Regions from separate parts of the Mus musculus genome. Here region 2 is linked to region 1. Evidence: chromatin contacts called from ENCODE Hi-C or POLR2A ChIA-PET data. All regions are on one chromosome and are shown on one strand. The core of a region is the stretch at or near the end of the contact, and the rest is flanking DNA. Distances in the headings are between cores, read along the strand shown.

The links. Hi-C counts contacts between places; a loop is a spot of excess contacts on that map. ChIA-PET counts read pairs that join two places held with the same protein, here RNA polymerase II (POLR2A).
Region 2: a loop to region 1 is called in a map of heart, with 2.4 times the contacts of the local background. The contact joins the promoter of Pdha1 here to the promoter of Phka2 in region 1. A Hi-C loop is called at or near these places in 1 of 37 maps with a recorded cell type or tissue (heart). POLR2A ChIA-PET finds 5 or more read pairs at or near these places in 1 of 5 experiments (Patski).

Annotation. Positions count from the first base shown.
Region 1 is chrX:160,499,952-160,504,422 of GRCm38, reverse strand. It overlaps Phka2 (phosphorylase kinase alpha 2), which reads right to left and starts at 2,261. Exons shown (of 33, transcript NM_172783.4): 1 at 1,519-2,261. The coding sequence starts at 1,596.
Region 2 is chrX:160,136,136-160,140,606 of GRCm38, reverse strand. It overlaps Pdha1 (pyruvate dehydrogenase E1 alpha 1), which reads left to right and starts at 2,177. Exons shown (of 11, transcript NM_008810.3): 1 at 2,177-2,351. The coding sequence starts at 2,295. It overlaps Gm39547 (a long non-coding RNA gene), which reads left to right and starts at 2,360. Exons shown (of 2, transcript XR_878293.1): 1 at 2,360-2,826.

The DNA of each region.
Region 1 (4,471 bases), core at 1,012-3,511:
TTTTATACTTGTAATTACATTTTAAGAATAAAAGCAAAGAGTAACCTCTATCTCTGCTTAGCCCCTCTTCAACTCTCCACTGGAATGCCATGTCGTGCAGAACTCCTTCCTTGCCATCTATGGTTTGGCAGTAGGGGGGAGGGATGGGGGAGGGAGTATTTTCCTCAAATAAACCCTGCATTCCTTTATGAGCAATCCTCAGAGCCATTAACATATGGAAATGTTTCTCCTACATTTGCAGAAATTTCTTTTGGTGGCAAAGACAAGCTGATCTAATGTGAAACTCTTTTTATAGTCTTTACTTATTGCTTAGTGTGAACATTCATATTCCAATGGAGAAATAATAGTGGCTGTAACTAAGGGGTACTGCCTGGACTACTCTGGCTATTAGAGTATGCTTATAGAGTATGCATATGATTTTTAAAATCAAGACGTTTCTAGCTTACAAGCCACATTTGGCCCCAACGTGTTTCAAACAAGAAACACTGAACTTATTTTACGTTATTCATAAAATTCACCGTATTGTGCTATGAACATTTTTTTTTTTCTTTTACAGTGCTGCAATCCAATCCAGGGCCTTGAGACTACCAGGTAAACTACCACTAAGTCACACCACTGGCAGTACCATTTATTCATTTTATGTAGTTTGTATGATGCCTTGCATAGAAAAGATACACAATAAATTCTTCCTGAGTGAGAGGTCAAGGAATTAGCTAAGAAGAAAAAAAAAAGGTTAATGGTTTGGAAATGACCACCAACTGCTACTTCCTTCTCTGACTCTCAAAGCCCTAAAAATAGCTGCTGCCAACTGAAGGCAAGCAATATAGCTGATGTCTTTGCTCTGAACAAAAATAGCTCAGTGGTCTTACATTGGGCACTCACACATAACTTTTGCCAAGCAGGAAGCATAGCAGGCGTATTCATACCTGAGATTATATGCACAGTTTCACAGGACCCCTTGATGCTGATGCTCTGTGCCCAGAAGTTTTGTTGGCTGTAAAGCAGCAACCAGAGTGGTCATAGGGTCCTCTCAGGGGGATTTCTAACAAGGGAGGGGCAGTAACAGTTGCCCACACTCTGGTCAGATGCAAGCCTTGGGAGTTTTTCACTCCTGCCTACTGTTCCCAGAGTAGAGTTAGTTCACTGTTCTCCTTCAGTGTGCTCTGTCCAACCTAACAGACTTCTTTCATCCAAAAGAGGCAGTAAGGAAGGACCTCGAGGGGGGTGTCCCGATGGGGGGAAAAAGAGGAAGGGAGGAGGAAGAGGAGAGAAAAAAAAAGGTCCCAGAATTCTGCAAAGCAGCCGCAGCAACTGTTCAAAAGCCAGAATGCCTGACTTGTGAGTAAAGTGAATAAAATAGCGATAAGGGAGTAGGGTGATAACTGGCTAGCAAAGGACTGGATTAAAGTCGGAAACCTCTTAAATAAATGCAAGCTCTCATGAGTGACAGAGGCCTTGGGGAGAATGAGTTATATCAGTGGGCAGTTTCCACCGTTCTCTGGGCTGCTCTCTGTTTACCTGGTAACACAGGATGGTTTGCTGCACCAGCCTCGCGTACCCGTCCAGGCGGACCCCAGAATTGCTCCTGCTCCGCATCTCGCCCAAGCTCATGGGCCACGGAGCTGGACCTGCCCGCTGGTGTCCGCCAAAGTTGCCGCCTCCAAGCTGACCTGGTCCTCAAAACATTCAGCGTCAATGAGTTTCTTCAAAGGGGGCCGAGAGGAAGAGTTTTCAAACTGAGAGACCCAAAGTATGACTTGCAAGGCGAGCCAACCAGAGTGTCGCGCCGCTGGGCGGTGCGGGGGAGGAGACGGGGGTGGCGCTATCGCGGCCCGGCTTCCTCCCGGTCAGCAGCTGCCCCGAGGGTTTCTAGTCCCACCACCATGCTCGACAGAACCTAGACTGGGCACTAGGCTGGAGAAAGGCCTTGGCGGTACCCCTCTGTTTTGGGAGGCGGCTCCGGGTTGCTTGGGAGCTCACCTAAGCTTTACTAGGCTCCGCCCCCCTCGTGGGGCGGACTCTCCAAGTCTCCGCCTAAAGGGAGAGGGTCTACAGAGGAAGGCCGCTGGGAGCGGCGGGGAGCTGGGCTCTTAACGGAAATTCAGTTTTTTTTATTGACTTTGCTCCTACCTCAACCTGCTTCCAACCGCGGCTGAGGCTAAAGGAGCAGAGTCCTTCGGTCGCGGCCCCCGGGGTACGGAGGCCACCCCTCACGCCGGCCCGAACCAAGAAGCGGAACCCGTGCAGTCCCGCCCGGAAGGAACGCGTTGGGGGGGCGGTACCGATCTGCTCGCAGCTCCGCCCCCAGTCCGCCTCCTCCGTGGGGTTTGGAGCCCTCCTTGTCATGGCCTGACCAGGAAGGAAAATGGGGCAGCCCGCAGGAGTATGGAGAACTTGGATGGAAGCAGAGAACAAGTCGGCTTTCTGGGTCGGCAATGACAAGGTCTCCTGAGCGGAGCCGCCAAACCCACCGGAGACTAGAAAGAGGCTGGGCCGCCTGGGCATCCTTCGGATGACCGGCCGTCATAGCCCCGCCCTGTCCTGGGCCTCACCTGAGGACAGAGTCCCCATAGTGGAGCTCAGCACTGAAAGCAAGAAAGGGAGGCCTGAGTACTGTCCTCCACATACACTCCTGGTACCCGTGGCTCCTGGCCTTAGCTCCTGGGAGAATTTTGCAGTTCATTTATAATAGTATATTTTGAAATTTGGCATCCCATTAGTTGTCAAGGTTGCTAACCACAGGCCGCATTCTTTGATCCTGTCTTCATTGTCCATCAAAATCTGGCCCACAAATAAATTTGACTGGGCAGCTGTTCTAATGTAATTGCTTCCACAAGCACTTTGTTATTCTCCACTTTGACCCATTTCATTGTCTAAAACTTACCTTTGCCTTAAAGACTAGGTCAGCCCACTCATTAGCGTTTCCAATTTTCTGGATTCCTATAGCAGTTTCCTCAGTAAAGATGGGGCAACGAGTCAGTTCGAACTGCACTTTATTCCATTTCTGATTTATATAGACATTTGTGTTACTGTTTCAGTTGTTTGACTTTTACTGTTTTTATCTGTTGGGGTAAACCTCATGCCTTGTAATGTGACAAGGTCAAGTGCGTGTAGCACATACTTGACTCAGAGTGGCACTTAAACCAGAGCTATTTTCAGCACCATTTGGAAATAGTGTATTGTTTACATTTTAACTGAGGCATACTTTTCTAACTGGATTATGAGATGCTTATGAAATAGCTTGGTATCTCCCACCACACCTGGCACAGAGTTGATTGTACATGTGTCTAGGGCTCAATGTTGATGGACTGAAAATGAGTCCTGCTTATTTGACTCCCCTTATAGTTAGTCTTTAACTAAAGCACCCAACCCCTATCAGCCCACATACTTTTTCTCTGAGACAGAGTCTTGTCATGTAGCCTAGGCTGCTCTCAACTATATTATGTATCCAAGACTATTCCTCAAACTCACAGCAATACTTCTTTCCTCGGCATCCAAAGTGTTGGGATTCTGAGTACGTGCCACCACACCCAGCTCGAGTACTTTTCAACATTCTTTTCAAGCCTTGGTGCATGTATATGTTTTACATTGGGCAGTTCCCCTCATATCTTCTTACCATTCTTTTCTCAACTCATTATTTGTTTTAATAATGGCACTGAAGTTATGAAACAGTGCACAATGTACTTCCATGTAGGAGTTGCTGTGGCCTAGGGAGTAAGATTAAGCATTCAATTACCATAATTGAATCCCTTTAGTAATCTTTCTATGTACCTTTCCTGGAGATTTCATATATTCTTCTGTATTTAAAAGGTGGCATCATTGCTTATTTTTAGGATGGCTTGTGTTCTCATTGGAAGCTTAAGACTCTGTCTTAGAGGACAGCATGCAAAGTGGAAATATCATGTCTTTTGAACCTAAAGTACCCTGTCTCTGAATTGGGAGGGTCCATTCTTAATCAACTTGAAAAAACTAACCAGTTAACCAAATTAAACTATTTCTGTAATAATTTAGTTTAGATGACCTGGAATCATTTTACTTTCCCATTACCATAGTGTAAAAGAATGTTAAATTTGTCTCTGCTCCAACTTCTTGCAGCTATATAAGATTGAGAGTCAAGGAGAGGACATACCAGGGACTATAAGGGTTTCTTCATAGTGAAGAACGTATCTATTAAATATATTTTAAAAGCATATATTTTAAAGCCAGGAATGGCGATACTTGTAATCCCATCTTTGTGGATACTGAATCAGGAAGGTCCTGAATTTGAGGCAAGCCAGCCAGGGTTACAAGGCTATATAGCTATCTAGGTAAACATGATAAAAATACACTATATGGAATTCTCAAATAATTAATAAAATATTATTTTAAAGGCTATATATTTGTGATAGTTTGTATATTCTTGGACCAGGGGGTGGCACCATTTGGAGGTGTGGCCTTGTTGAAATAGGTGTGACCTGGTTGGAGTAGGTGT
Region 2 (4,471 bases), core at 928-3,427, 360 kb after region 1:
TCACTTTGTAGACCAGGCTGGCCTCAAACTCAGAAATCCACCTGCCTCTGCCTCTTGAGTGCTGGGATTAAAGGCCTGCACCACCATGCCTGGCTAGATATTTTCTTTATTTACATTTCAAATGTTATCCCCTTTCCTGGTTTCCCCTCTGAAAACCCCCTCCCCCCTCCCCCCTCCCCCTGCTCACCAACCTACCCACTCCTGCTTCCTGGCCCTAGTATTCCCCTGTACTGGGACATAGAATCTTCACAGGACCAAGGGCTTCTCCTCCCATTGATGACCAACTAGGCCATCCTCTGCTACATATGCAGCTGGAGCCATGGGTCCCTCCATGTGTTTTCTTTGGTTGGGAGCTCTGAGGGTACTGGTTAGTACATATTGTTATTTCTTTCAATTTCTGTACTTGTGTGCCTCTCTCTCTCTCTCTCTCTCTCTCTCTCTCTCTCTCTCTCTCTGTGTGTGTGTGTGTGTGTGTGTGTGTGTGTACATGAAAGGACAAATCACTTAAGCCCTCAGACTTGGTGGCAAGTGTTCTTACCTGTTGAGCCATCTTGAGCCTTGGCTTTGTAATTTTTTTTTTTAACAAAGAAAAGGTTGTAACGAAAATATTCTAGTTATGAAAACACTGGTTCCCTTGTTTCCCCAGGGCAGTTTCTTTAAGGCATTAACTTTTGTAATGATAAATTTCTTGTTGGAGGATATTTTGTAATAATGCAAAAGTCTTGTTTCTCATTTTTTCCTGCCATTCATTTTAGCTTCTATTGATAATTCCTGCCTGCAGTGGTGATGGTGTCTTTGTGAAGTGGTGATTCCCACCCACTCAATCTGTGTATATTTGTGTGTGCACATGCACGCGGAAGTCAAAGGTTAATTTCAGGTCAGTCTTCCTCAGTCACTCTTCAGCTAAACTTTTTGAGGCAGGGTCTCTTACTTATCCTGGCTATTACTTCAGTTAGATTGATGGACAAGCAAGCACCTGGGATCCTCGTGTCTCTGCCTCTCCGGCACCAGAATTCCAGGCAATGTTGCTCTTTTCTCTTATTCAGTTGCGTATTTGTGAAGGATCTGTGGCTCTTTCTTTCCCGTGAGTTATAATGCATCACTACAGCACTCATTTCATCCTTCATCCATGGAGATCATAAATGCAAATATTAGAGGACTTTTTATCCTGGGTTCCCAAGTGACCTCCTAGAAATGCTACCTGGCCAATCCATGCTGGACATTTGAATGGAAAAGTCAGCCTCTGTTTCTCTGACCCAGTGATAATGTGAAGCTGACCGATCCAGGCAACAGTTTGAACTTTGAGAAATCATCATCTGCACGTTTCCCGTGTTCTCATAAAGTCTCGTGTCCTAATCTTAATAGTGTTTGGGTAACAACAACACAGGAGATACAGGATTCTGCCTTTTCCCAAGCATAAAGGACAGACAAACTGCTTGTCTATAACTGAGTCCCCCATGAAAAGAAGCAAGCTAACAAAAAATCAAAGAATAAACGCTAAAGCTAAACTCTTGGATGTCTATGGTCAACGATTAATATTTGCTTTCATTTACTTATTTTGATTTTTTTTTTAGATAGCCTCGCTAAGTAGTCCAAGCTTGTCTTGAACTGAACAGACAGCCTGACCTCCAACTCTGGCTATCATCTGACTTCAGACTCCCTAAGGAAGGAATGACAGGCATGTGCCACCACACCCAGCAACATCCAGCATTTAACTGTTAAATCTCACCCAAGTCAACCAGGGCAACACTTTGCAAGGAATATGTGACCTTTTAAAGACAAATTAGTGGCAGGACCATTTCTAGAAACCAGATGATCTGTCTTTCTTGCCCTGGCACCATGGCTTCTCTGTGTAATGGAACAAGGCTGCCTGCCAAAGCTGTACCACAGGCCCGACTGGGCAAAGGGCAGGACCCGCTTTCACCACTTCTTCGCTGGTCTGTGGTACTCAGGGCAAAAGGAAGGAGAGGCCTCTTCCCCACGCCCCGGGGCCCCCCACTTTCCCACGCAGGCGCCCTGGGACACCGGCCTCTTCACCCTCCAGCCACAGCCCCACCTCATTTTTTAGTTAATTAATGGACGGCCACATGTTCCTCCTCAGAAGGGCGTAGCCATCGCCAGCAACCATTCTGGTTGGCCTGCAGACTAGCGCGGCGTGTGATGCCGTCGCGACTCCGTCACTGCGTTTTGGGCGTGGCTTCGGCTCCGGGCGCCTCAAGGAGACTTGGGGACGCCCGCACCACTCCTTTTGAGTGCCTGGGTGCCGCGGCCGCCGCGTGAGTCTGCTGCGCTCCATGAGGAAGATGCTTGCCGCTGTATCCCGCGTGTTGGCAGGCTCTGCGCAGAAGCCGGTGAGGTCGCCTGATCCCGGGAGGCCGGGGTGGGGCTGGAGCCGGCCTGAGGCGGGGCAGGAAGAGGGCGGACCGGGCCCCCCTGGAGCGCACGGCTGGGGGCTGGGGACGAGCTGCGGGACTTGGGTGGGCTTTCCGCGCAGTCCGTGTCGCCACTGGCCGGGGGAAGAGCGGCTTGAGAACGGGCCCGGTCCGCTGTGCTTCCCCCGATCGCCCCCAGCGGAGCTTCACGCCAGCTCCCCTGCAGCGCCCCACAACTGCTCGTCCCTTACGGGACACTGGGAGGCGGAGCTTGGGCTTGCTCCAGCCTCTCTGGACTCCGCTGACTTCCACTCTCCTTCATGTCATTGCTCTTGGCTATGAGGCCACGTAAGACGAAATAAAGAGCTCCCAGTCCCGGGAGTCAGGTTCCGTGCGCACTCCGACTTCTTCGTTTACTAGCCTTGGCACCAGGAACCATCAAGAAGCAGGATATGTAAAAACTCGTCTGAGGGCCTAGTTCTCTCATCTCCATAATGGAGATTCTGAGGACGCTACCTTCTGGGGGGGTGGTTATCTTGAGTTGGTCAGTGGCACGAATGCCAACCCTTCTGCCTGGCACCTGCCAAGGGCCGGTGTCCAGCTGCGTGAGCATTTGTGGATCACCTGTGTTCTGTTCTGAGGAAGGTTCAGGGAGGTCAGGTTCACGGAAAACAAACTTCCTCCACTCCCTGCTCCTCTGAACTTTTTCTTGGCAGTCAATTTTCGAGCAATCGAGCATAACCCAGAGGAAGCCGCCTTTACCCTTAAACACACAGAGGCTTAGAGTTCAAAGTAGCGAAAGAAAACAGCAATGGTTTTCGGAGAGTTGGGATTAGAGGTTAAGACTTATGGCCCGGCTTTAAGAGCTGTCTAATACCTAAGCTTTTAGCATTTTGACCTCTAGCCACACAGAGGTTGCCTTCTCTTGGTGTAACTGTCATCAGGCTTTGACTTGTAATTCTGGTTCTGTTGATTTCTTTAGGATTTGATGCAATTCTGCTCAGTGTGGGGAGGTTGTAGAAAGGTCGAAATGTCCTTCTCTAGGAATTGCATCAAGGAATGGAAAACCACCATTTGAATCTGAACCGGCAGCAAAGCACATTTCTACGACATAGCCAACATTTATTGAGCTCTTAGTATGTGTCCTGAATTCGGCCACGATCTTCACGCGTGTTAAAAGTGCATCATTGATTTTCAGTTTGTTTGAACAAGTTTCTTGTGTGCAGAAATTGTTAGTTGAAGGGAAATTTGTTTATAGCTTGGGGGCTGGGCATGAAATAAAATTGAAAACGAAAAGAAGCTTTGTTCTCAGTGGAAAGAAAAAATAAACAGCTCTGACTAGAATCAAAGTTTCTATAAGTTGCATTAGAGTCCGAAATCAATAAAAATCATACCTTCTGCTTTGAAGACATGTGCTCCTCTTTTGGAGTATAAGAGGGTACTAGGAAGCTGGGAACACTTTTAAATCTTCCTTCGACACTAGAAGCTAACCTTAGGTGTTGTATCGCTTTGTCTGACAGCCGTTTACCGTTTCCTTTAAATTCACCTTACAGCAGGGAAAAAGAAATAGATTCTAGAGTCGAATTCACCATAGGAAGTACCCAGTTTTTTTCTCACTTTTTGTTGTGGTGGAACATATCCAGAAAGTAGCTTTTTAACTTTTCTTTTCTTTTCTTTTCTTTTCTTTTCTTTTCTTTTCTTTCTTTCTTTTTTTGAGACAAAGTCTCACTATGTATCCCTGGCTGTCTTGGAACTCAGACCTCTTTGCTTTTCTACCTCCGGAGTGCTTGCATTAAAATCTTGTGTGACCACATCCGGCATGCTAAGGAGGAAGAGAAGTAGGTCTCTTTGTCTTTGTCTCTGTGTCTCTGTCTCTTTATGTAAGGGGCTCACTGTGTAGCTCCTGGCTGGCCTGGAACTCACATGTTGACTAGGTTGGCTTCCGATCAGAGATCGGTGCCTGCCTCTGCCTCTTAAAGAAGTGGAGCAGCACGCCCAGCCACTAGTTTTCTTTGTGTCTATAGTTGTTACATGGTAATTAGGAACCATTCTTGAAGCCTTTCTGAGTGTTTCAAACTCTGGAGTCGTATCTCTTATCA